Linked DNA regions of Mus musculus: regions 1, 2 and 3 are each linked to region 4. Evidence: chromatin loops called from intact Hi-C (ENCODE). Cell type or tissue: gastrocnemius. All regions are shown on one strand. Each heading gives the region's core, and the rest is flanking DNA. Links, peaks and the distances in the headings are about the cores only. Region 1 has its middle 13 kb from the start of Tvp23bos. Region 2 has its middle 4.5 kb from the start of n-TWcca8. Region 3 holds the start of n-TWcca8 (a tRNA gene). Region 4 has its middle 33 kb from the start of Pmp22.

Region 1 (5,966 bases), core at 1,512-4,011, 260 kb before region 4:
GTGGCTGGTCCTTCAGGGGGAAGGGATGCCTCAGCATGGGCCCACAGAGGCACCCCCTTTCCACACAGCATACCAAGCATCCACCAAACATATCCCTGGCTTCTTACACAACAGTGTCTGTGTCTGGACTCACTTTTTCCTTCTGTCCTTCTATCTGAACATCCAACAGCACACTAAATCAGTGTAGACCTTTTTTAGTTAATTTTTTTTTTGATTTTAAAATGTTATGTGTATGAGTACACTGCCTAAATTTATGTATGTGTACAGTGTGTGTGTCAGGTGCTTGTGGAGGACAGAAAAGGACATTGGAGCCCCTGGAACTGGAATCATTGATGATTGTGAGCTGCTATGTGGCTTCTGGGAACTGAACCCAGGTCCTCTGTATGAACACCCAGTGTTCTTAGCCTCTGAGCCATCTCTCCAGACTCTGTTGGAGGGTTAAACTACTCTGTAAGAAACAGCGCTTAAACTGGGTGTTAGAATTTACAATCTTTATTATTTTGCATTCTTCTATATACATTTTATAACCAACTTTGTTAAAGACTAAAGAGCCCTGTTGGCTTCTCTTATAATTTAGTTGAAACTGTGAGTTGGTGGAAGGTCCCATGTTTGCAATATTGAACCTTCTGATCCATAAAACCTGTGACTCTCCATTTCTTGATTTCTATCAATAATGTAAGTTTTTCACAAAGACCTTTCATCTCTTTGTTAGGATTTATTGTTGGCTTTTTATTTATTTTGTTGTTATCATAAATAGTATTTTTTATAATCATATTTTCTATTTTCTTTTCTTTCCTGAGATAGGATTAAGTTTGGACTCCTCATGCCTTGGTTGCTACAATGCTGGTGTTATGGGTACCTGCTGCCACAACCAACTATAATCATATTTTCTTAATGTTTTTAAATGTGTCCTTTGGGACTTTTTTCTTTTTGAGTATAGATATATTTGCTTTTTAATTTCTAATATTTATCAATTTATTTATTCTTTGTTATACTAGCCTGGAATAAATATTATAATAATGTTAACATATTATATGAGTAATATAATAATATTATAAGAACATGTCAGAGTCAAGAATTCTTGCTACCAGTATGAGAGGGATTAAAAATAATAATATCACATTTAATGGTAAGAATTTGAAAGTACTGCTAGTCACTTCCCACTGTGGTGTGGTAAACGGGAGGCCTAACTGGCTAGGAAGCTGGGCACACGCATTGGACAAGAGGCCATATGTGCCTGGGATCCAGGGAAAGGGCAAGTCTAGGAAGGAGTGTCAGGGAGGAGATGGAGAATGGTCCAAAGATCAAGCTCAGGGTAGGCTAGGTGACTGGAAAGTCACATCTGTAAGATGGGAACAGGGAAGATGCAGAAACAACGTGAGAACTCTTCGGAGGCCACAATCAGAGGTCACAGTGACCGTCGTGCTGAGCTTGTGTCCTGGAAGACACCTTGGGAACTACTGGAGAGATTCTGGCTGAGTTCCAGCAAATGCTTTCTAGCCACCATGGTTGAAGAGGCTTGCCTCCTGCTCCTCTGGGGGATGAAGGAACTGAAGGAGCATGCAGGTTGATGCTGGTTAACTGAGCCCACTCTTAGACAGGGACACATTCATACTTCAATTTTTGTGACTTGATGTTTACAACTTGGCCTCTGGAACCAAACTCACCATCACATTGTGAATGGTTTCTGGCAGCCTTGCACACCCTGAATTTATAGATGAACACCTAACCTTTCATCCCTCATCATGGGACTGTGCTTAGAGATGAGAAATCTGGAGAGATAAGGAGGGAACTCCAATCCAATGTAACTGGTGTCTTCGTAGAGAGGTTTTGGTACAGGCCCACAAAGAGAAGCCATGGGAAACTACAGGGAGAAGCTGACCACCAACAAGCCAAGGAGAGCAGCCTGGGGCACCTACTGATACTTGGGTCTCAGACTTGCAGTCCTCAGATAGTAAGAGAGGAATTTCTTTCAAGCCCTGCAGTCGTGTTGCATGTTATAGTAGCTCTAACACTAATAATCTGAGCATCTCTATCCCAACTCTTACATCCAGTTACTCTTGTGACAATCGCCAGCGTCCCTTCTCCATTTCTGTCATCGTGTCCTGGCTCTGCACTGCTTCTGTGACTTTAACCCATACAGGGCCTTGAATTCACCCTGCTAAGGCCTTTGGCCCAACTCCGTAGTCCATCAGAGGGGTGCATTGGTGTATGCATCTGTGTGTTGGTGTGGAGGCATGTGATAGCTGGATTTTAGGGTGACTGTAGTCTTAACTTCTTCATCTGCTCTTCAGAGGCGTATAATGATTCCTAGCTTCATAGTTCAATTACTCTTCACAAGTGAAACAATTAAAAATACTGTCCTGTTCCCACTCCTGCCTGAATCCAAGCCTCTTTGGTGACATTTCAGCATGAAATGTTTTCCCATCGTGTGTCTCAGCCTTCTGCTTAGGCCTCTGGTTCTGCTCCTGTGACTGGTGAATTCCCCAGCAGCACCTGGCCTGGTGTCCACTTCACACAAGTGTTTGGCATGGGTCATCTCCAGGAACAGACACTGAGTGAATGTTTTTGTGCAAACTGAAGTAAGATTCTCTTAAGTGTGTGCTCACGGCTAGGCAGATGGTCCACATCAGCTCGAGGGTTGAGCATCTCTGCTTCTAGCAGCTAGCTGAATGTAAGTGGCTGCTACTCCATTCAGGGTGAAAGAAGGTGCTCTTGGTGGAGTACAGAGTCTGTCTCTTGCTTCTGCGGTCTCCTGGCTGGTGACAGGCTCTAGGTTTTATGGTTTGAATGTGCTGTGTCCCCCTGATGATAGGTCTTGGGTGTTCTGGTTAGAATCTGGTGTGTCCCCCTGGTGACAGGCCCTGGGTGTTACAGTTTGAATGTATTGTGCCCTTGGGATCGGGTATTGAAGGCTTAGTTCCCAGTTGATGGTGCTAGAGGTTTTAGTAGTTATTTTATCCTTAACTATGCCTAGCAGGAGGAAGTAGTTTACTGGGAAATGGGTCTTTGTGGGTATTTTATCTTTGCTTCTTGCCTCATTCTCTGTTCCCTGTCCAATATGAGATTAAATAGCTTTTACCACGATCTACTCACCATGATGTTCTATCTCACCATGGGCCCAGAATCTGTGGCACTAAGCAATATGGACAGAAACCATAAGCCAAAATAAAGTCCTTTTCTTTTTAACTTGTTTATACCAGGGATTTTGTCATAGTTACAAGAAGAGTTAACTAACTGTAATTCCAATACTCAGGAGGCTGAGGCAAGAGGATAGCAAATTTGAGGCCAGCCTGGGCTACATATCAAGATTCTGTCACTCACACTAAGCCAAACCAAACTACCACTTCCACTATAAAAGCTACCAGCCACACAGGTTCTGGTCATGGTAGCTAGAAGGGCTGTTTTGCCTCCTTTTCTGTTGGCCCTTGGATTCAGGGCTCACTTAAGAAAACCATCTTGGACACTGTGTGCATCCTAGCTTCTCTCTTACCTGACTCAGTCTTACTTTGCTATAATGGATATTTGCCTTCCTTATATCTGCAAGTGTACATTAGTGGGGACTAGGGAGAAGTTGCCTTTTGTCTCCTTTCCAGTCACTGTGACACAGTGCTTTGAGAAAGGCAACTCAGAAGGAAGTTATAGCCCATCACTGTGGGGGAAAGGAAGGCAGCAGGAATCTGAAGCAGCTAGTCACACCCATAGTCAGAACAGAGAAGGGAAGGAATGGACACAGGCATAGTTTCAGCTCTCTTTCTACACTCTTAAACCCAGGCAATGGAATCTTCTCAGGGCAACTAAGGTAGTCAAAAACCTCACAACCATGCCCACAAGTAGGTCACCTTGATGTACACTGTTCTTCCCTCATCAAGACTCTCCTAGGGTGATTCTAGACTGTGGTATTAACAATGAAAAGTAGCCATCATTGCTGCATAGAGTTAAGATCATGGTGGTAACATAGAGCTATCCTTTTGCCCGGAATGTTTCAGACCATTGACAAGCCCATGATTTGTGTCTTGCTATGGAAAAATCAAGCAATATCAGAAACGAAGTACTTGGCAGACACAAATTCGGTTCCTGGTTGAAAATGTAGATGTCCTTTGTCTCGCTGTCTGGCAACAGTGTTCGGATGGGAAAGAACACTGTGCTTCGAAAATGCAAATCATTTAAGAGATTAAAACTTAGAAGTTTCTGTCCCCTGCTATGGAAGCAAGGATGAAAAGCCTTTTGGGTCTTGATGTTCACCCCAGCCCTATTGGAGGCTCATGCAATCCCGGTGACCATCTAAATGCAGGAAACAGATAACTCTCAAAGAAGAAACACTCGATTGTTTTCACAAAGAACATTTTTTTAAAGCACAGTTTAAAATTCAGTTCACTTTTGGAGGATATTTTTAGCATCTTGAGAATGTTCCAGATCACTGACTCAGTAAGCCCAGGCTCTTAAAAATGCATGTTTTTAAACGCCACAATGCAGCATTGTCTAAGCGCCTTGCCATTTAAGACTGACTGTATATTCTGAAGTCCGTCTTGGTTGCCTAGGGACTGTTCACAGCCTTTCTGGGCCCCAGACACTCCCTCCTTCCCAAATGTGATGAGAGGGCACGTTCCCAGCATAGTACAGAGAAGAGGGGCCCCAGGAGTGGCGTGTGAAAGAACAGAAAGTTACTGCGCTTCGGGCTCAGGACCTAAGGGGGTTTTCATCTAATGAAATTTAGCATCCTAGCTTTGGAGAGAAAGAAATGAAGGCCCGGGAGCAGCGGCCCATCTCCATGAGGTCCCAACTGAGCCTAATTTCTTTCTCTCCACCAGCCTTTTGGGAGGGAGAGTGCCATGGGATGTGTGGACCATCTCCCTTCTGGTTTGGTGCAGCCCCTACTTGGGTATCGTTCCATGGTTTGGTTAGGTTTGGTTAGGTTTGGTCACAAGCAGTAAGCCTGAAGCACAATGGCTACTCCAGGAGCCAGAAGCAGGAGGTATGACTCAGTGGCCCCTAGTCTGAGATACACCACATTAATAAAAACATATCCACTGTCTTCTCCAGTTTGTTTAAAATGTACATGACTCTACAGACAGGGAAGTACAAGTTTGATTGGTTTGATTTACAATGCTTTGACTTCGTGAGGGTGCAGAAGCCAACTCATTACCATTGGACTGCCTGTGTTCAGAAGGTGTTCAATAGTACCCGGCTTTTGCCCAGCTGTAGGCACTCTGTAGCACCCTGGCATGTTGAAGGCAGACAAGGCTCAGCTATCGTGTTTAGGAGGCTAAGCATATTAAAACACAGTTCTGAAATAGAACACTTTAAACTCACTGTGGGTCTATCGGGATCCAAACTGAGGACTTACCTGTCTATCTAGGTTATCCAAACAGGAAGTTTATCAAAGCACAGCAGAGGGGGTGACCCTCTATAGTCTGGGGATTAAGAAACAGACAACTTTCTGCCACCTGGCAGGACAACAAAGCCCTTCCTGTGAACCCCTAAACATTGCAAGGGTTTGGGGGAGAACTAGTACTGTTGTATCCTCCCAGTAACCTTGGTCCCACTGAGTTCTTTCAGGGGAGGCCCCGTATAACCCCAGCATCATATGGAGGCAGAACAAAAGATCTAGTTCTCATAACCCCTAGATTAGCAGCAGAGTATGCCAGGATGTGTCTGAAATATGCCAGGATATATGTCTGAAACCATATGCCAGGATATGTCTGAAAGCGACTTTAAGGACATGCCATGATTTGACTGAGAAGTGTACCCCAGTGGTTCATGTAATTGAACACTTGGTTCACAGTTAGTTTTGCCATTTGGAGAGGTTTGGGGGTCTTTAGGAGGTTGAACCTTGCTGGAGGAAGTCATTGGGATGGGCTGTGAAGGTTTATAGCCCTGCCCCGCTTCCAAATCACTCTCCCTTCTCTTGGTTATGGTTGAAGATGTGATCTCAGCTTCCTTCTCTGGCTTTCTGATGCTATGCC
Region 2 (5,966 bases), core at 1,973-4,472, 410 kb before region 4:
AGAAAGTAGCCAGTACTCCATTTCTGCCTCCCATTTTCCATTTGAAATTATATATATGTTGGTAGTTTTTGATCCCACCAGGAGACATACCCTAATATTCAGAACTACCAATGAAAGTGAAGAGGAATTTTAACTGTGTAAAATGTTTTCCCATTTGGAATGGACTCTAAAGCAATTTCTCCATGTGTGTGGGATGCCTTTTGGCATGCTTGTAACACATTTCCAACAGAAAGTGTCTCTGATGTCTTCCAAAAGGCCAATCAGATCTGGCCTTCCTCGCCTTCCACATGGCACCACCAGTGGCACTCTGGAAGAAAGAATGACTTTGAAGTCTTGAGTGGCCTCTCACAACAGACAGTGGAAGGCCAGACTGAGAAGCAAAGCTTAGTGGACTTGCGAGACTGTCTAATTTCCAGGACTGTCACAGCGCCAGGCCTGCAATGCTGAGGTTTCTTCCCTCAGAGAAGGGTGCATTTGTGCAAGCAGCTTTTAAAACCACTTGCTTCCTAGGTGCTTTGCCTGGGTTGGTTTGCAAGAGACTACTTTGCTCAAGCAATGGCCACTGAGTTCCTTAGTCACCTCTCCTGCTTTGCTGGTCGGGAGTGGGAGGCACAGTGCTGTCAGCAGCAGGTGGCACAGTGGCAGCTGGACCTCCCAGTCTCACTCTGTGCTTCCCCTGCCCCAGCCCCTTGGCACACTATTTGCCCACTATTCCTCCAGAGACCTCTGTTTTCCGTTGATGGATTGTGGTGGATCTGGGTATTAGGTGCTCTCATTGTAATGCAGGGCGATTCCATTTCCCCCCTTATTTATGATTTCTCTCTGACAGTGAGATACTCAGCTTTCATTAGCTACACCTTTGTGTGTATGTATATCATACTTTAACATGTGCAGGTGCAGATGTTTTTATGAATGTGTACAGTTATGTGTGCAAATAGGTGTATGTCTCATAATTACTGGCTGTTAGAACAACTCTGAACAAACTTTGCTAGATTTGGACTAAGGTGTCCTTTACTGCTGTACCAATCTCCCTTACCCAAGCCCTTCTCCAACCCCTATAAGAACGCTGTTCAGCTCTCTCCCTTTTGCAGACCCTCCCTTCCCTGGGAGAGAGGCTGTGCCTTGTGTATGCTAATAAAGTCTTATCTGTTCAGGCCAGATTTGGTCCCTTTCTGCCTTTTGTGTCTACTCTGCGGTTAGAAATCACACACACACACACACACACACAGACACACACACACACTGAGAGAGAGAGAGAGAGAGAGAGAGAGAGAGAGAGAGAGAGAGAGAGAGAGAGGAATAGTGGCGGCTTTTGACATCTGCCCTCAGTGACACCTCTTCCAACAAGGACACACTTCTTAGTCCTTCTGTGGTTGTTGTTTTTCTTTTCTTTTTCTTTTTCTCTTTTCTCCCTTCAATGAAAGCCTCATTTTGCATTGTTCTTCTTCAAATAGAGGAGACTCCTCCATGCATACACTGTACAATGTTAACACTGCCTCCATAAAGCATCAATTAAGAAAGGCCAAAGAATAAGATGTTGAGTTTCTTTTAAAATAATTTAAAATATATTAACTTTCTAAGGCAGATTTTGTGTGAGGCGACTTGAATAGGTAGCTGCTACTGCTGTCAAAGAACGGTGCTTGGAAGGGGCTGTCTGTTTTGGGCAGTTGAACTGGAGGGTACATCCCGTGAGGTCAAGCAGCAGAGACAAACACACGTGACAGACAGCCAGTGATGTCAGCACTGACTCCACACGACTTAGACTTGGCTCCACAACTGGGCCACTTAAGAACTCTGGTTCTTCGAGACAATTGAGAAAACACAGTTGTACCTTACTATCTGCTGAGAAAATACAAATAAATATGCTGATAAATGGCCATCTGACCGTCATGCCCCGAGGAACGCCTCCTCGTATGATCTGAATACGCGCTTGTCACTTCCTACACATGCACCCACTGTTTACAGGAAATAAAAGCCGGCATTAGTATATGGTGAGGAGCTCAGCCCAGTCCACGCGCAGCTGAGCAGGGAACCAAACACCAGAGTTCCTCTGACCACAACGGAGGAACTTCAAACCATGCAGCCGCTGGCTGGAAATGGGCAGCAGAAATGCCCTACGTGGCAGGTACTTCCCAGTTAAGGGAGTGTGGCTTGGCTGTCACCAGAGAGGCTCTGGAGCCCGCTTGCCTTTATTACCCCAACAACATCCACAACTGCACTTGGCTTCAACACAACTAGACTGACGAAGGCTGCTCACCACGGATGAAGACGAGGTAAGGCCGGCACCTCAGAAGTGAGGTCACGCAGACCTACTTGCACATGCCATGGGAGGAAGGAAGGTCCACACTGGTCCAGTGTGAGCTGCCTGACTCCATCCTAGCCAGTCCCTTGTACTGCTGCTGCTGCAGGAGGTGGGGGAGCCGGCACTGCTAGAAAGTCCTGTACGTGAGGAACTCTTTCATCTTCTTGGGGATTGGCAGTGCTAGGATTTGATACGTTGTCAGGAAACTTCGGAGGGCTTTCCCGAATAAGTGCTTCAGTGAGGACAGGACCCGGGGAGCTGTCCAGAACTGGACATGGCCATCTCTCGTCCCTGTGGCAATAATTCCACCGTGTGGGAAGAATGTGCAGCAAAGATCATTGGTCATCGGAGCAAAGACAACCGGAGCCGTCAGTTCCAGAGCCCAGATCCTGAGCAGCCCGTCATCTGCCACTGTAGCAAGATACAAGCCTTCGGGTGAGAAGCACACGGACCTCAGGGAGCTCATGTGGATGTCACTGTCATCCATGGCGGGTTCAAGCTGCGTGTGATGAAGTGACCTCAACCTTTCTTCGGTGTAGGGGTCCCACATAATCACACTGGTGTCATACGACGCTGTAACAAGCAAGGCGGAATCAGGAGAGAAATCACAGGAGACAACACTGCTTTAGTGGCCTTCTAGTTTCTGGATTAGTGTGTAGGACCGCATGCTCCACAGAAAGACCGACTTCTCCCCAGCTGCAGAGCACAGCATGCTACAGTCAGGGGAGATGGAGCAGCAGTAAACCCACTGCAGATGGCCGGATAACACCCGGATCTGCTTACCGTGCTTATTCAGGTCCCAAATGCGAAGCGTCTTATCCCGGGATGCAGAGACCAAAATCAAACTGCCGCTGGGCGCGAAGCTCAGATCTCTCACGCCGTCTTGGTGGCATCTTTTTGATTCAGAAGCAGGAGCCCTGTCTGTACCTCCCAAATTTTGATCTGCCCATCGTTGAGACCTGTGGCCAGGATCAGGCAAGAGACATCAGGCGCCTGGAGATGGTGATGTGCCCAGGGTTTCCTGCTGGGTGGAGAGGGCCACGGGCTGAAGGCCAGCCCCCACACAATCAGGCCACACTCCAGCGTCTTCTCCTTCAGACTGCCCCGTCCTTTTGGGTCATTCTTGCTGCTTCGGCTCTTGACTTCGAATCCTTTAGGGACGAACTGTTCCTCTAAGGGCCAGGGGACCAGCTTGACCACGCAGTGTCCTTGAGACCAGGCGAACCAGGAACTGTCTGGCGAGAAGGCCACGCTCCAGGTCTAGCAGCTTGACTTCCAGTCGAACTGGTGGGGGCGCCCAGGCTTGAGTTCAGCCAGGAGCAGCGGCTCCTCTCCGGCCTCCATGAGGACGCGCGGCCCTCCCCAGGCGGCGGGCGCCTCAGCCCCCAGGGCCGTGGGCCTTCATTCCGCCACTTTTCGTTTTTTAAACACAGTGTCTCTCTGTGTAGGTCTGGCTGTCCCAGTCCTTCTAAAACATTTGCACCACTTGAGGACGAGGCATTCAAATGTACAAGTCTATTGGGCATCCTCACGCACACCACCAAGATGGTATGAAGGCCTAGCTCCCTGGGACTGTGAGCCCCAGGCACACCCCCTTCTTCTTCCTTAGGTCACAGTGCTTTATCACAGCAACAGAAAAGTAACCAACATGCATGCACAGATACTTTAAAAATTACTTATTTTTATATTTTGACCGTTTGTATGTATAGGTAGCACATGTGTGCAACACGCAAGGAGGCGTTGGATCCCCTGAAATGGATTTATAAAGGTTGTGAGCTGACGTGTGTATACTGGGAATAAAACCCAAGTCTTCAGAAGGGGAAGTAAATGCCCCCCCTCACTAATACTTATAGCCTTTCTTCTGAATGTGTTTTCATGTAAATCTAGTTACTTGTGTGAGTACATCTGATAATAAAAAATAAATCTTATATTTACATTTATTATAACAAGAAGTTACTTATAAACATTGGGGGAAACTTGAAATTAACATGTCTGTATACTAAAAGTTACCTCTGGTGTTCCAAATTATCCTTTTAATTGGACATTTCTAGTTCTGACTTCTTTTCTGCCCTACAGAATACTTCAACAAAGGTCTCTTTATTTGTATTCTTAAGCTTGATGATGCTTTATTTCTGTGGATCAGGCTCCCAAGTGAGAATGGGTGATTAAATAGTTTGTAATTGCTGGTTTGTTAGTGGAAGCATACGCTACACAGCCTTTAAGTAAGAGCACGCGGCTTCCCTAAAGCCTACCCTCAAAGGAAGGTTAACTTTTGCCAACTCCGTGAAGCAGACCCATTTGGTTCATTAGCTTTTATTTGCACTTCCTCCTGGGCGCTGACTAGGTTACAATCTTCTTAGAAGCCACAGGCATTTGCAGTTCCACTTAGAAGGCATTCATTCTAGATGTGTTAAAGGCTTTCTCCAGTGTGGGTTCTTTGATGTGGAATAAGGGTGTCTAATGCTAACGCTAACACTAACACATCCGCGCACAACACTAACACTAACACACCCGCGCACGCCCTTGCCTTCACTCCAGTAGAAGTTTTCTGACTCGCCTCGAGATTTGCCACTTTGCTGAATACCCTCCCATAGTCAGTACATTTATATGGCTTCTCCCCAGTATGAACCCTCCGATGTACAGTTAAATGTGATTTTATTCTGAAGGATTCCCTACATTCAGAACACAGGTAGGGGGTTTTCTTCCTAGAAATGAATATGCTGATGTATTAATGAGGGATGAGAACACACGAACAGCCTCTCCACAGTCACAGCATTCACAGGGTCTCTCTTCTGTATGGATTCTTTGAAGAACATTAAAAATTGTGGTATCCTTGGAAGATTTTCCACACTCATTGCGTCTGTATGGCTTCTCATTGGTCTGGGTTCTCTGGTGCACACTAAGATAGTACTTACTTCTGAAAGCCTTTCCCACAGTCGCCACATCTGTAGGGCTTCTCACCATTGGTGAGTTTCCTGATACGGCACAAGTTTTGGTTTATCACTAAGTTTTGGTTTCCCACATTGCATGCATGCGTAGGCTCCCTCTCCAGTTTGAATTCTTTGATGATGATTAAAGTGGGCACACTGGCTGAAAGATTTTCCACAGACATTACAGCAGCAAGGTTTCTTCTTAGTGTGAATCCTTTGACGTACTGTGAGCGATGAAGACGCAAAGAAGGCCTTTCCGAATTCATTACATTCATAAAGTTTCTCTTTATTGTGACCTCTTCATGTTGAATGAGCAGTGCCTTCAAACAAAAGGCCCTTTCACATGTGCCTACATCTATAGGGTTTTTTATTTTTCAGTACTGGGATTTTTTTCCCTCAAAATAAATGATGAAGTCTGCCTTATAATTTTTCTGTCTTCTGTATCCTTGACGATTACCTCCCCCAAATGGGTATCTGCAATCAAATGTAAATTCTTCGTGGAGATTCCCTCATGTGTTCGGCGTTGTTGGCCAGGTCCTTCTGTGACAATTCCTGGTTCTGGGAAAAGAGAAGCTTCAAGTCTGGAGCCCCTTAGAGCAGCTTGCTTCTTCTCCCTCCTTACTAGTCTCTGACTCGGGTGATGCTCTTGAATATTTCACAGTCTTCATATCCTGCCATTCCACTTCTCAGGCCTTCCATTCTGGAGCCCCATAGGCCTTTCTCCCCCAGTACAG
Region 3 (5,966 bases), core at 1,480-3,979, 420 kb before region 4:
CTATGCACATCTTATCCCATCAAGTAAAACCTTTGATGCCAGGAATAGGTTACGTCTTGTCCAGCCATTGGCCAAAGGGGTCCCATGGGACCCCCCCCCCCAAACACCACAGGACATTGCCTAGGCTATTTGTTACTCTTTACCACCTTATGGAAATGCCCTATCACTGAAGACAACACGTAACTTATGAACACAGAAAAGACTCGAGCTGGTGCCTAACTAGAAGCTCCACTCTTACTGACTGGTATTTACAGTACTGGACGATACCAGAGGAGAGACATAATTATCAGTATCCGCCAGCTACAAGTCCTGTAATCTGCAATGGTATCTCGAGTCATGTCCAGCTTAAGGCTGGGAAGGCGGGACAGAGTCCAGATACTGTTTGATCTCAAAGTTTATTCACGATGATGGCAAGCGTTAGTTCACAACACACTCATGGGGTACCTGACTCAGAAGCAAGTGGCAGAGAGGCTTGCAGGCAAGGCTCTCAGTGTGTCAGTCGCTCGGGCATGTCTCAGACAGCAGCTCCTCTCTCTGGATCCTCTATCTTGATGCAGCCAGGGCAGCTGAGAATTGTCTTCAGGTCAGAGAGCAGGATGCCATGACAGTCTTCACTGTAGCAGTGGTCTCCAAAGAGCAAGGCTTTTGCAGACTCACCATCACGTATGATCAGAGCTTTTCATAGATCGCATTGATAATGGCTGCCTTTGTTTATGTGGGCTGCAAACACAGAGACTATGCAGTGAATTGTCTGTCTAACTGGTTCCTTATATAGTGGGTATCTGGTCATTGGCAAGCGGAAACAAACATTGTTTACTAACATACAAAGTAGGGTTTCCTCTAGTGGACCCTAGAGGTGCAGGTTAATGGGGGTGTACAATAAGTATAGTTTGAGGGAGTTCCAAATGTGAAACACATGCAATCTGTTAAACAAGTCTTTCAATGGCTCTTAAAATAGTTTTATGGAAACAATTAACAAAGCAGTATCCGGCTGCCAGGAGTTTCCCAGGTCGCATTCTGAGTGCACCCCCTAGTTCTTCTATTAGGAGTTCTTGCTGTTCTTGTTGCAGACTTGTCTAAAAGAAACAAACTTATTCTTATGGTTAGTACAAGACGAATGCAAAATATCAGGAACCAAAATACTTCTTTCAACCAATGAAACCAATTCTATACAGGGTAACACACGAAATCAATCTGAGCAGTCCTGGCTAATTGGTCCCATATGCCACACTTTTTCGATTCCTTATTCCAGTCCTTTTGAATGTAGATGTCTGCTCTGAGTAGCCCTACCATATTGTGCAATTCTGCTGTCTTATGCACCGAAATTTTTTCTCGGTTCAAGAGTGTTTGATGCATGCTCTGTAGTTGTTTCTCATTGTGCTCTGCTATCTCATCGATCTCTGTAATGCTTTTAACAAGTTTATCCCTTTTGCGGTCTTTCTCCAATTCAAAATCAAATTGGGCATCAGATGAGAAGTAACTTGGTAGTATACTGTGGTTACTCTCATCTGATTGTGGACTATGATCTGCGGACAATTATGTACAAGATAGCATCCTCTAGTTATATTCCATTTTACATGATTATTGTCCACGGATGTTTCATTTAGATAATTGCATCTAGTGATAGTGTCATTATTGGTGCACACTAAGAATTGATAGTTACACAGGGTTTGTACAGTCTGAGGCATAGTGGAATATGCCAACGCTGTATTTTCCATCTTTCTTATGGGTACACGTGGATATAAATATGTGTTGGGTCCTAATCTGTAAGTTTGTTCCATGGGATGCTGGTGTGCTGTTAACATTTATCCATATGAAATGGTCAATTGGCGCCAACCAGGTTTCCTCCTGTGTATAATGGTGTTTTATACCACTTATTTGATTGTGGTATATGTTTATCCAGGTATCCATTCTGTGCACTATCTGAAAATATCTGTACTAAGTTTAGTTCGCATATGCCGTCAGCACACCAAGACATTCTTTCAGAGTCCAGAGTAGTTTGAAATTCTGGGGCTCATCTGCCCATTCCAATATGTCTAATTCTCTAGATATACTTATACATTAGATCCATAAATTTGGCACACAATCAGGTTATGATTAGTGGTACTGAGATTCAGTGTCCTTTTGTATTCCTGACTGTATGTTTCCTGGAATACCCGTTATCTGTGTTTCCATGGTATTGACTATCATATGCAATGCATCAATTGATTGTGATACTGCATGCAATGCTTTGGCTGTGTCTGCATTAATTTTTTGTATACAGTAGAGTTCTGCTTTAACAGGTTGAACAATGGCTGCTGCTACTCCTCTGCCTGTAATACCTCCGAGGATTGCATTGCTCCATCCACAAAAGTGCCTGCTGATAGTGCTTGTAGGGGTTTTCCTCCAAATCCATCTGGGTAATATGTTTTGGGCCATTATAATGTCATTAAATTAATTTTAAACTGGATGGGTCTAACTCTTGGCAAGAGAATGGCTTGTGCTGGTAATGTTGTGTCTGGTTCAATAAGTGGAGCTGTTACTAGTTTTGGTTTACCTGGTGGTACAAGGCCATCCATCATAGGCCTTGACTCTGGTTGTTAAATATTCACTCTGATAGACTACTTTGGAAGCAGCCCCCTCTTTCAGAGTGTGATGTGGAAAAACAGAGGCTTCTTCTAGAAGGCATTTCTAAATCATAGAATCATACAGGCTTGCATAAGATGTGCCCCTATGCTGGCTCCGTTTGTCATTAAAGCCATAGGCATGCCCAGGGGTCATGTCATTTTCTCATCCAGCCACTAGAGGGCGGTGCCAGACTGCAAGTTGGCCCTCTACAGACCACATCCTAAACCTTAGAGAATTATTACACTTCCAAGTGTAATTCATTAGCTTTTTTTTTTTTTCTTCAATATAATTTAGAAGCTAGGAATCCTTTCTAACAAAGAAATATAAAGTTAACCACTAAATGGATACCTGCTGAAGGAGCTGCACTGACTCGGAGATAAACGCGAGTCATTTAAAACGTGTTCCTGCTTGGAGCACCTCTTCATCATCAGTGTGTTGGGGGGTGGTAGTAGGGGTGGGGGCAGAACCTTAGAAGTGGCCAGGAGGAGGCTCCTTAGTCACTGGAGACAGGAAACTGTCCTACAAGCCCTGGATAATTGTCATGAAAGGAGTAAGCCTGTCTTTCTTGCACTCTCTCTGACCTTAGTGTTCAAGACGGGACTCTTTCTCTCACGTAGGATTCTGTCACAGGCCTTGAAACCTTTGTCAGAGCTCCTATTATGCTATTTGGACTTTCAGTCTCCGTGGCTACGAGTAAATAAAATTTTGTTGTTGTTGTTGTTCTTTATGAAGTTAACTTTTTATTGTAGTGATGAAGATCACCAATTTGTGCCAGTGCGCGCGCGCGCGCACACACACACACACACACACACACACACACATAAAAAATTAAGTTTTCTTTCTCTTCTCTCTACCTTTTCTTTTTCAGGAAATCATTTTTGCATCTGTTTTTGTAGAATGTACGATAATTTTTTATCTTCGTATAATGGGAAAACAAATCTTTGCTAATTTTAAATAAGATGAGTTGGTGTTTAAAATTGATCACTGAAAAATCTGTACACACACGAGCGCACACACACATAGAAGTCCCAAGCAAATTCTTTTGTAATAATGATGTTGAAAGGATAGACTATTATCTGACAGGTAGATCTTTTAAAACCTTATTTATTCATATGGCATTCATAATCTTGAACAGTAGGCATTTAAAATAAAATGTTTTTACAGAATTAATTCTTAGGATATAATGCTAAAAAAGAGATTCCTTGACTATAAACATTTGAAAGGTTGGAGAATCTAACGAACTTGGAGTTTGTGTTTGGCAGTGGGTTAGGCAGGGAGGACAGGAGCTGCGAATGAGCGCAAGGTGTTTGCTGTCACAGTCTATGGCTTAGAGTCCGTTTAAAACCTGATGCTTAGACACGCGAAAAGAAACCAGCAGCATTAGGAAGGCTCCAGAAAACCTTCCTCAACCAGCTGAGAGAAAAGTTCACTTATAAGAATTTTAATTCCTCGCCTCCTTGTATTTTAAGTCTCTGCCGTCCTTCAGAGTTAGAAGTGTGTGAGCAAAGGTTTTCAGCGAAAATGTTTTGGCCATTTCAACCTCAGCTTAAAAGTGACTGTGTGAGGGCCTGTATTGAAGCCCCGCCCCCAACACCTGGATCAAAACTACCCAGTCAACCAAACAAAACTGAGAGTTTAAAACTTCATTTTGCTGTTCCTCTTTATGTGTTTAAGCATGCTGGTATACATTACATTTCCCGCTTCTATTTTGGTCATCTGTGAATTGATTTGGCTCTTTGTCTAATTTAATTCCGATCGCAAATGCTGAAGTGGTTTTGTAGTTAAGTGGCCAAGTTTCTTATCAGTATAGAGAAGAATTGGGTAAATGACTTGTCTGTAGATTTGAAAATGCCAGGGCTTTGGCCTTTCTAGCTCAATTGTAGGAAAACAGGTACTCATGACCCCGACGTGATTTGAACACGCAACCTTCTGATCTGGAGTCAGACGCGCTACCATTGCGCCACGAGGTCATTGATACATAATGCATTTTGATCCTCTAAAGCTCCAGCATCCTGGCGGCTTTCTCCTGCAACTCCTCCTCCTGGACCGGCGCGCAGAGTTCCCGAGGCAGCGCGGCGAGCCCAGCCGCCCAGGCAGATTCTGTCCCCAGGGCGGAAAGGAAGGGAAACCGACCCCCGGATCACACTCACACACTTAAGAACAGAATTGTGTCATTTTTTCCCTCTTCCTTCTCTAGCTATAAAACTGAAACGTATTGAAAACTGGACATCATGGAAGAGGCTAGCATCATAAAAACTGGTAACCACTGGCAACCTTAACGCTCAGTCGCCAGCAGCCATGTGAAGGGGCGGGGCCAGCCTTGCAGTCAGTCACAGCCCTGCCCGCTAGGCGCTGCCTTCTCTCGGGATCTGCTGGTTTACACCACAGGTGCACCCATAAACACGGAGGTTTTATGTGATACATAGCTCACTTTTAATCTTCGGGAGGCTTACTATCCATCTCTTTTTCCTCAGATCGTCCCCTCCTCATCCCTTAAGGGAATGGCGTGCCCTTTTCAGCATCCGAGGGGCAGGAACTGCACGCTGTCAGTTGGTCTTATATATACGTAGATCTGCAGGAGGGCTGATGAGTTTCTTCATTGTAAAGTTACTCTTCTCCCTTTTAAGATAACATCTAGGGATGGCGCATATTGTCGGCCGCGCACATTTCTTCTCACCCTCGCAGCCACTGATTGCAGTATCCATTTTGACTGTAATAACTACTGCTGCGGTGTTTGACTAATGGCCATTTTCATCTACACTTACCGTTATATTTCTCCTTCGAGAGAAAGCTGGTTTTTTTCTTATTTACATATGTACTTATTTGTTTGCACCACATAGACTCATGGATATTGTTAATTCGTACAATTTTATTCAATGTTTTGTTGCTGAAAATGTTTTTAACTTCAGCCATTATAAATCCTTTAGGTAGGCTCTTGTACTACTGACACACCACAACTTTCTGCCTTAAAAACGTTCGATGTATTTTACGTTTTTGATATCCTTTTCTATTCTAAAGTTATGCTCTAGGTTTTCTGCACAATAAGCGATTTAGAGATGTCTTTGAGCATGTAACCTGATACACTTTAACACAATTTAATCTTCCTATAACTGCGAGTTGTCTCTTCTCATTAACGTCTACTAATGTATTCTGTTTGGCAACAGAGAGTGATACAAAAGCTTACCCCAGTCTCAAACATTCTTCTTTTTCCGGGTGAGCATCTTCTCCGTCTCTGATGCCACTTCAGTAAAATCTCATCTGAATGCATGAGAGACAGACGTGAGCAACTGCGCTCACGTGAAGACAACTCAGAAAAGCAGCAAGCAGATGGGATCCACTGTGTGGTTAAAAAAGCCATG
Region 4 (5,966 bases), core at 2,024-4,523:
GCTTGAGGGTCAGGTATTACTTTCTGCTCTTGACTCTTGGGTTTCATTCGACAAGAAGAGGGAGGCTACAATAAAGATGCTAGAAATGGCTTTTCTGTCACTAGTTACCTTGGAAGGCTTGGATGGCCCTTCCATCCTGGGACAGTCTCATTGCTGACCTGTCTGCTGCAGTCTGCTGAGCCTGATCTAGGATCTTATGCACAGCAGATTGGGTACTGGGGGATATGGTGTCCAACCCTAAGCACTACATGCCATTCTGCATTATGCAATTTTGTCTTAGTCTGACGTTGTGACAAATACTTGAGCCTGGGTACTTCATAAAGAAAAGAGATTTATTTAGTTTGAACTGTAAAACTGGGTAATCCTATTTGTGTTGCCTATGGTCATGGTCCCACAGCTGGACCACATCCTGTTAGAAAGGCAAATGACCACATAAAAGGGGGAGGGGTGAGTATGTAGTATGGCCTTACTTTATGGCAACCAGCTGTCTTGAGGGCTGATCACCGATCATGACCAGCATTTTGTTGGTTGACACGGTAATGCCTCAGGAGACATAATCACCTTCCCCCAGACTCTACCATCTAAGGTTCTGACACTCTGAAAATTGCTGTTCTGGGGCTCTGACCCTTTGGGAGACACACCCAAACACACAGAAATCTTTAACCACCTGCTCAGAGAGCACCTTGAGCACAACCTGGCTGTAATTTCGCAGAATTTTTCCTTCCCTAACCTTCAGCACTAAGCTTGGAAGGAGCAGAGATTGGCTTCTAGTCCACAGGGCAAGGATCTCCACCAGATCACTCCTCGGTCACACCAGAAAATAGCACCCTGCAGATGGTACCAAGCAGATAGCAAGAAAATTTACATAAAACAGCCAAGAAATTTTGGTGAAAGTTGAAGAATCTGCTGTTCAAATCAAGATTGCTCTCTCATACCCCCTTATCCCAGTTCACTGAGACTAAGAAAACACTAAACTGTAAGAGCCAAACACAGGGCTCCACCTCCCAGCATCTAGCCAATGAGCTTTCTTCCCTGGGGAGCTGGTCCTTGGCATCTCTCATCCTACCCTCCTACCCACTCCTGAGATCCAGCCCCAGCTTAGTACAGTGTGAGATAGGGCTTCTTTTTCTTAGGCAGGCTCACCTTTTAGGCAAAGGCACAGGAACTCTGCGCTATGATTACTGGGTCCTGCTCGTTCTTGTCCTGTTTCAACCAGGAAGACAGAGCCTCTAACTGAGAGCAGTGGGCTGATCCTTTGATGAGAGAAAAGCTGAACTGAGCATGACCAAGGCATGAGGTAGGGAATGATGGATTCCCTGAAGCAAATAAGGAGCTCTTAGGAGCTGTTTCCAAAGCAGTGCCTTCCCTCAAGAAATGAAGCATTGAGATTTTATGCTGAGAGTCTAAACAATTGAAACAAAGCATTGGTGGGCACATTTCTGAGCATGCTCAGTTGGTTACATCCTAGCTCACCCCTCTCAGCTTAAAGGTGTTAATTTAAGAAGATGGAGAATGGTTTTGTTTCAGGTTCTTATAATTAGCTCAAGATTACAGAACACTGTTTAAGATTAAACTACAGTGGTGGACCTAATGCCTCTGGATAGCCTCATGTCATGTCGTGGGATGTCATGTCGTGGGGATTTAACCGAAAATAAATAGGAAGTCTCATTGAAGACATTAATATAGGAGTTTGCCCTTCAAGGCCCCTGACTCAGCATTGATGAGGAGACATTTGAGGGAAGCTTGCTGCTGCTCTTACTCCAAACGCCAGAGCCTTGGCTCCCAGAATGCCACGGCGACGGGAAAATGGGCCAAGGAGCAAACAGCTCTTAAACTGTCCCCAAGGAAATGGCCATTTGCCTCAGAGTGAAGAAATTGAAGTCCAAAGGGACTATGAAGGAAAAGGAAGGTTATGGCAAAGACATCTGGGAATAATCCAAGATGCAAAGGAAACGTGGGCACCCTGGTCCTGTGAGGAAAAACCAAACTCACATACAGAGAGGGGGGCTGTGGGTCTGAATCCAGCCAAACCCTGACAATGCAGAGTGTTCTTTCAAAGGAGTCAGAATCTGGGTGAGTTCTTTGTAGAACAATTTACGGCCCAGGACATCGTTGGAAACAGTAGTGGGTTCATTTGGTAATGAGTAGAATTTGACAAGTGGGTGTGGTAAGGGACAGAGGAGAGTCCTTCCAAACCACTGACAACATGGGCGCCTATGGACACACCCAAGCTGTGCCTCTCTGAAGAACACTGGGGGTGGAACATTGTGGTGGTAACTTTCTGTCACTGAAAAACTGGCTTATTTGGGCCCAGTTTCCGAGGTTTCTGTTCATGGCTGGCTGGATTGATTGTGACTAGTCCAGGCCTTTGCTGAGGAAGAATTATCAGGGCAGGAGAGTTGTGCAAGAGGGTTTCAGGTGTGGGTTGGAGTCTTGGAAACCTGCTGAAGTATCCAGGCTCATGTGATCAGCAGCAAAGAATTGGACCAGGGACACGTGGTTAGAAGTAGGACTAGAGGTAGTGGCTTATGAATGGGAGAACATGCCTGAGAATGGGGGCTGGCCCAGAAGACTGAGGGGGAAAGCCCAAAAGTTCTAGGCTACAAGCCACATGATGCTGTGTAGGATCCCTCCACAGCACCTGCCTCTTTAGCCATGTCTGTATGCTGCGGATTTTCTTGAGTATGCTCCATGTGTTGTATGAAACAGGTGAGAAAGGGCTTCTGACCTTTCTCTACCAATTGGCTTCTCTTTATGTTAATCTTGATAATAACTTTCTCCCCACACCCTCTTGCCACAGGAAGCAAAGAAGGAGAAATTGGAGACAGGGGACAAGATATATCCTTTAAAGCCATAGTACCCATGACCTCTTTGTTGTAACCAGGCCTCACTTTCTAATGGTCCAGATAGCTGTGGATTCATCTGTGGGCTGATCTATTGACGAAGTTAGGGCCCATATGGTTCAGTCACCCTCCAATAGTGCCACCAACTGGGAACTGAGGCTTCAACACATGAGGCTTGTGGACTGGGGAATGATGACATTTTATATCCAAAGTACAATAGGCAAGATACAGACTCATCAAAATAATTCAGCCAGTCACTAAATAAACAAACAAGGAAACAATGGCCAGAAGCTCTAAGTGGTGAAAGAGTGGGCTCTCTACTCACAGATTCTATAGTATACAAAGAAATATCTAGTTTCTCACATATAAAAACTACAAGATGTGAAAAGGAAAGCGAGAAGTACAGCTCGTGCAATGCACTTTGGAAATAAAGCTGGTATGTGCATAGTAGTCTTTTCGTGGGGAATAGTGGCCCGAGACCCCTAGTGGACACTCGAAGGCATTACCAGACTACTGTATCCTATGCTGTTCTCTCCTGTAAATATGTACCCATGACAAAGTTTACATTGTAAATTATGTATAGTACGACATTAATTATAATGTGATTAAACAATGGTAATGTAGTATAACAAAAGTTGCATGAATTTTAGGCTCTATATCATTTTGTACCATATTCAGCTTTTCTTATCGATGTGTGATAGTGATGCCTACATGGTAGGACACAGTAAATGGATGTGAAGTACAGTCAGGCCATCGTGTAAGGATATTTGAAAATAAGTACTGTGATCATAGGATGAATGTAGTGACAATGAGGATGACTCCAAGTGACTTGCAGGTGGGTAAGATATACAGAGTGGATATGCTGGACAAAAGACAAATTTGTATCCCAGAAGAGACAGAGCCATGCACTGTTAGATTTCATTACATGACTCAGAGTGGCAACTAATTAAAAATGCATGATGTTTTCATTTCCAGAATTTTTCATTTAATATTTCTAGATTGCTGTTGACAAAAAGTAGCTGAAATTACATTATGTGAAACTTCAGACAAGTGCTGTCCATTCTAAGAGAATACACGCACGCATGCACGCATGTGTGTGTGTGCACACACACACACATGTTTATGCATACACACAGGTGCACACACATGTGCATATGCCTACACACACATGCATACACACATATGTGCACATACACATGCATATACACACATATGACTTCTAAGAGGGCCATCATGAAGATGTCACAGAATAAAAGTTAAACATAATTGAGAAAAGAAGGCATTATGATAATACTGCATTTAGTAAAGACTATAAATTCAGAGACTGAAATTATGAAAAAGAACCAAATAGACACTGTGTTGTTGCAAATATAGTTCTAATAAAATATTTTCCTAGCTGTTTAAACAATAAATTCTAAACCTTCAGGAAGATGAACAAACTAAGTATGTCCAACAGAAAAGATCCCCAAACATAGTGCTCTGCAATGCAGTCCTACAAGGATAGGGAGGAAATGCTGGACTCTGCAAGATAAAAAGAATTCCTCCATTATGAGATGGTATTTAGTTTTATCTGCTAACACAGCCTAGAATAACCTGAGAAGGGTGTCTCTACTGAGAACTGCCCAGATCAGGTGGACTGTTTGGATTGCTTTGGGGGGGGGTGCGTTTCGAGACAGGGTTTCTCTGTGTAGCCCTGGCTGTCCTGGAACTCACTCTGTAGACCAGGCTGGCCTCAAACTCAGAAATTCGCCTGCCTCTGCCTCCCATGTGCTGGGATTAAAGGCATGTGCCACCACTGCCCAGCTTTGGATTGCTTTTTTATATAGATGGGCCTAGCCCACTATGGGTGATACCATTCCCTGGGCTGGTGGTTCTGAGATGCATGTAGCTCCACATGACTGATGTGGACCATCGTGGTTTCTGCTGTAATTCCTTGGCAACCGTGCCTTTTAGGGATGTGATGCTCTGTGGAATAGCGAGCTGGCTAGCCTTCAGGTTCCGACTTCCCTCAGTGACACAGCCTGTATCCTGTGAATGGAAACCAATTCTTTCATCCTCTAAGTTGCTTTTGCTCGCAAGGTTTTATTACAGCAATAGAAAGGAAATGGGACCACCAGCAAGTTGATTATAAATCTCCATGAGTAACAAGGTCCACAGGATAGTGTAAAACAAAGCACGATGATTCAAATGTCCTGATCTCAAAACTCACTCTAAAACAGTGGTAGGCAAGAGAATGAGGTGCTGACAGGCCAGAAATAGAGCAACACATTAAGAAGATGCCTGCATGATGGCTGGGTATGGTGATCCACATCCAGAGTCCTAGCACACAAGGGGCCCAGAAGCACTGTCTGAGGCCAGCCTGAGCTACATAATGAGACTCCTATCTTAAAAATCACAACACTAACCACTATAATAATAGATATCTGGGCCTCTGTGTAAAATCATACACAAAAAACTAATTTGAAGTGGGCCAACATCCTAAACATAAGGGCTAAATGTGCAAGACTTTCAGAAGAAAGTATGGCACCTTGAACTTGTCAGAGATTCTTAGCTATTTTACACAAAGAGTGGGGAAAGGTGAAAACAAATAGAATTTTATCAAATCTTTAAAAACCCTTCTGTGGTTCAAAAGACACCTAGTGAAAATAATGCATTCCACCAATTAATAAATAATGTTTGAAATTCATGAATCAGGCAAGGGACCTATGCCTAGATTATATAACAAACTCCTACAATTCGATTAAAAATATACAACTAAATTAAAAAAATTGTTAAAAGATGTGTTCACACCTATAATCACCGGACTTAGGAGGCTGAGGCAGGAGGACTGCTTCCAGTTTGAGGCCAGCCTGGGCTACATAGCTAGATCCTGTCTCAATCTCTCCTCCCTCTAGCAGGAAAAAAAAACCCAATAAACCTTGGTTAAATATTTGTCCTAGGAAGATACAGAATTGGCCCAGAAGCACGTGAATAGCCTTAGTCACCAGGAAAAGCTGGGATAGTAGGATGTTCCTTTACCAGGCTAGTTAGACTCTAAACTCTAACCACACACTTGGGTGAGGATGCAGGAGAACTGGATCCCTCACAGGCTACGACTGGGTATATAAACAGTGTGTCTACTTT

The links. A loop is a pair of places that touch in the nucleus more often than their neighbours do. Peaks named below come from ENCODE experiments on the same cell type or tissue, not always from the same donor. Only the 100,000 strongest peaks of a DNase experiment are listed, where the experiment ranks them.
Region 1: a loop joins it to region 4, with 3 times the contacts of the local background. A loop is called at or near these places in 9 of 42 quality-filtered maps.
Region 2: it touches region 4 in a loop (2.3-fold over the local background); 20 of 42 quality-filtered maps call a loop at or near these places.
Region 3: it touches region 4 in a loop (3-fold over the local background); 20 of 42 quality-filtered maps call a loop at or near these places.

Annotation. Positions count from the first base shown.
Region 1 is chr11:62,907,068-62,913,033 of GRCm38, forward strand. No RefSeq gene overlaps it. Among named protein-coding and RNA genes, the nearest start is that of Tvp23bos, 13 kb to the right of the region's middle. In gastrocnemius, for the core only: a CTCF peak has its summit at 2,851; no DNase peak of the experiment used is centred there; H3K27ac peaks cover 657 bases.
Region 2 is chr11:62,747,635-62,753,600 of GRCm38, forward strand. It overlaps the pseudogene Wsb2-ps and a transcript of Zfp286 not described here. Among named protein-coding and RNA genes, the nearest start is that of n-TWcca8, 4.5 kb to the left of the region's middle. In gastrocnemius, for the core only: no CTCF peak of the experiment used is centred there; DNase peaks (open chromatin) are centred at 3,367 and 3,561.
Region 3 is chr11:62,741,510-62,747,475 of GRCm38, forward strand. n-TWcca8 (a tRNA gene) reads right to left here and starts at 4,577; the gene lies at 4,506-4,577. In gastrocnemius, for the core only: a CTCF peak has its summit at 2,780 (motif pointing right); a DNase peak (open chromatin) is centred at 2,777.
Region 4 is chr11:63,161,966-63,167,931 of GRCm38, forward strand. No RefSeq gene overlaps it. Among named protein-coding and RNA genes, the nearest start is that of Pmp22, 33 kb to the left of the region's middle. In gastrocnemius, for the core only: a CTCF peak has its summit at 3,342; a DNase peak (open chromatin) is centred at 3,317; H3K27ac peaks cover 1,190 bases.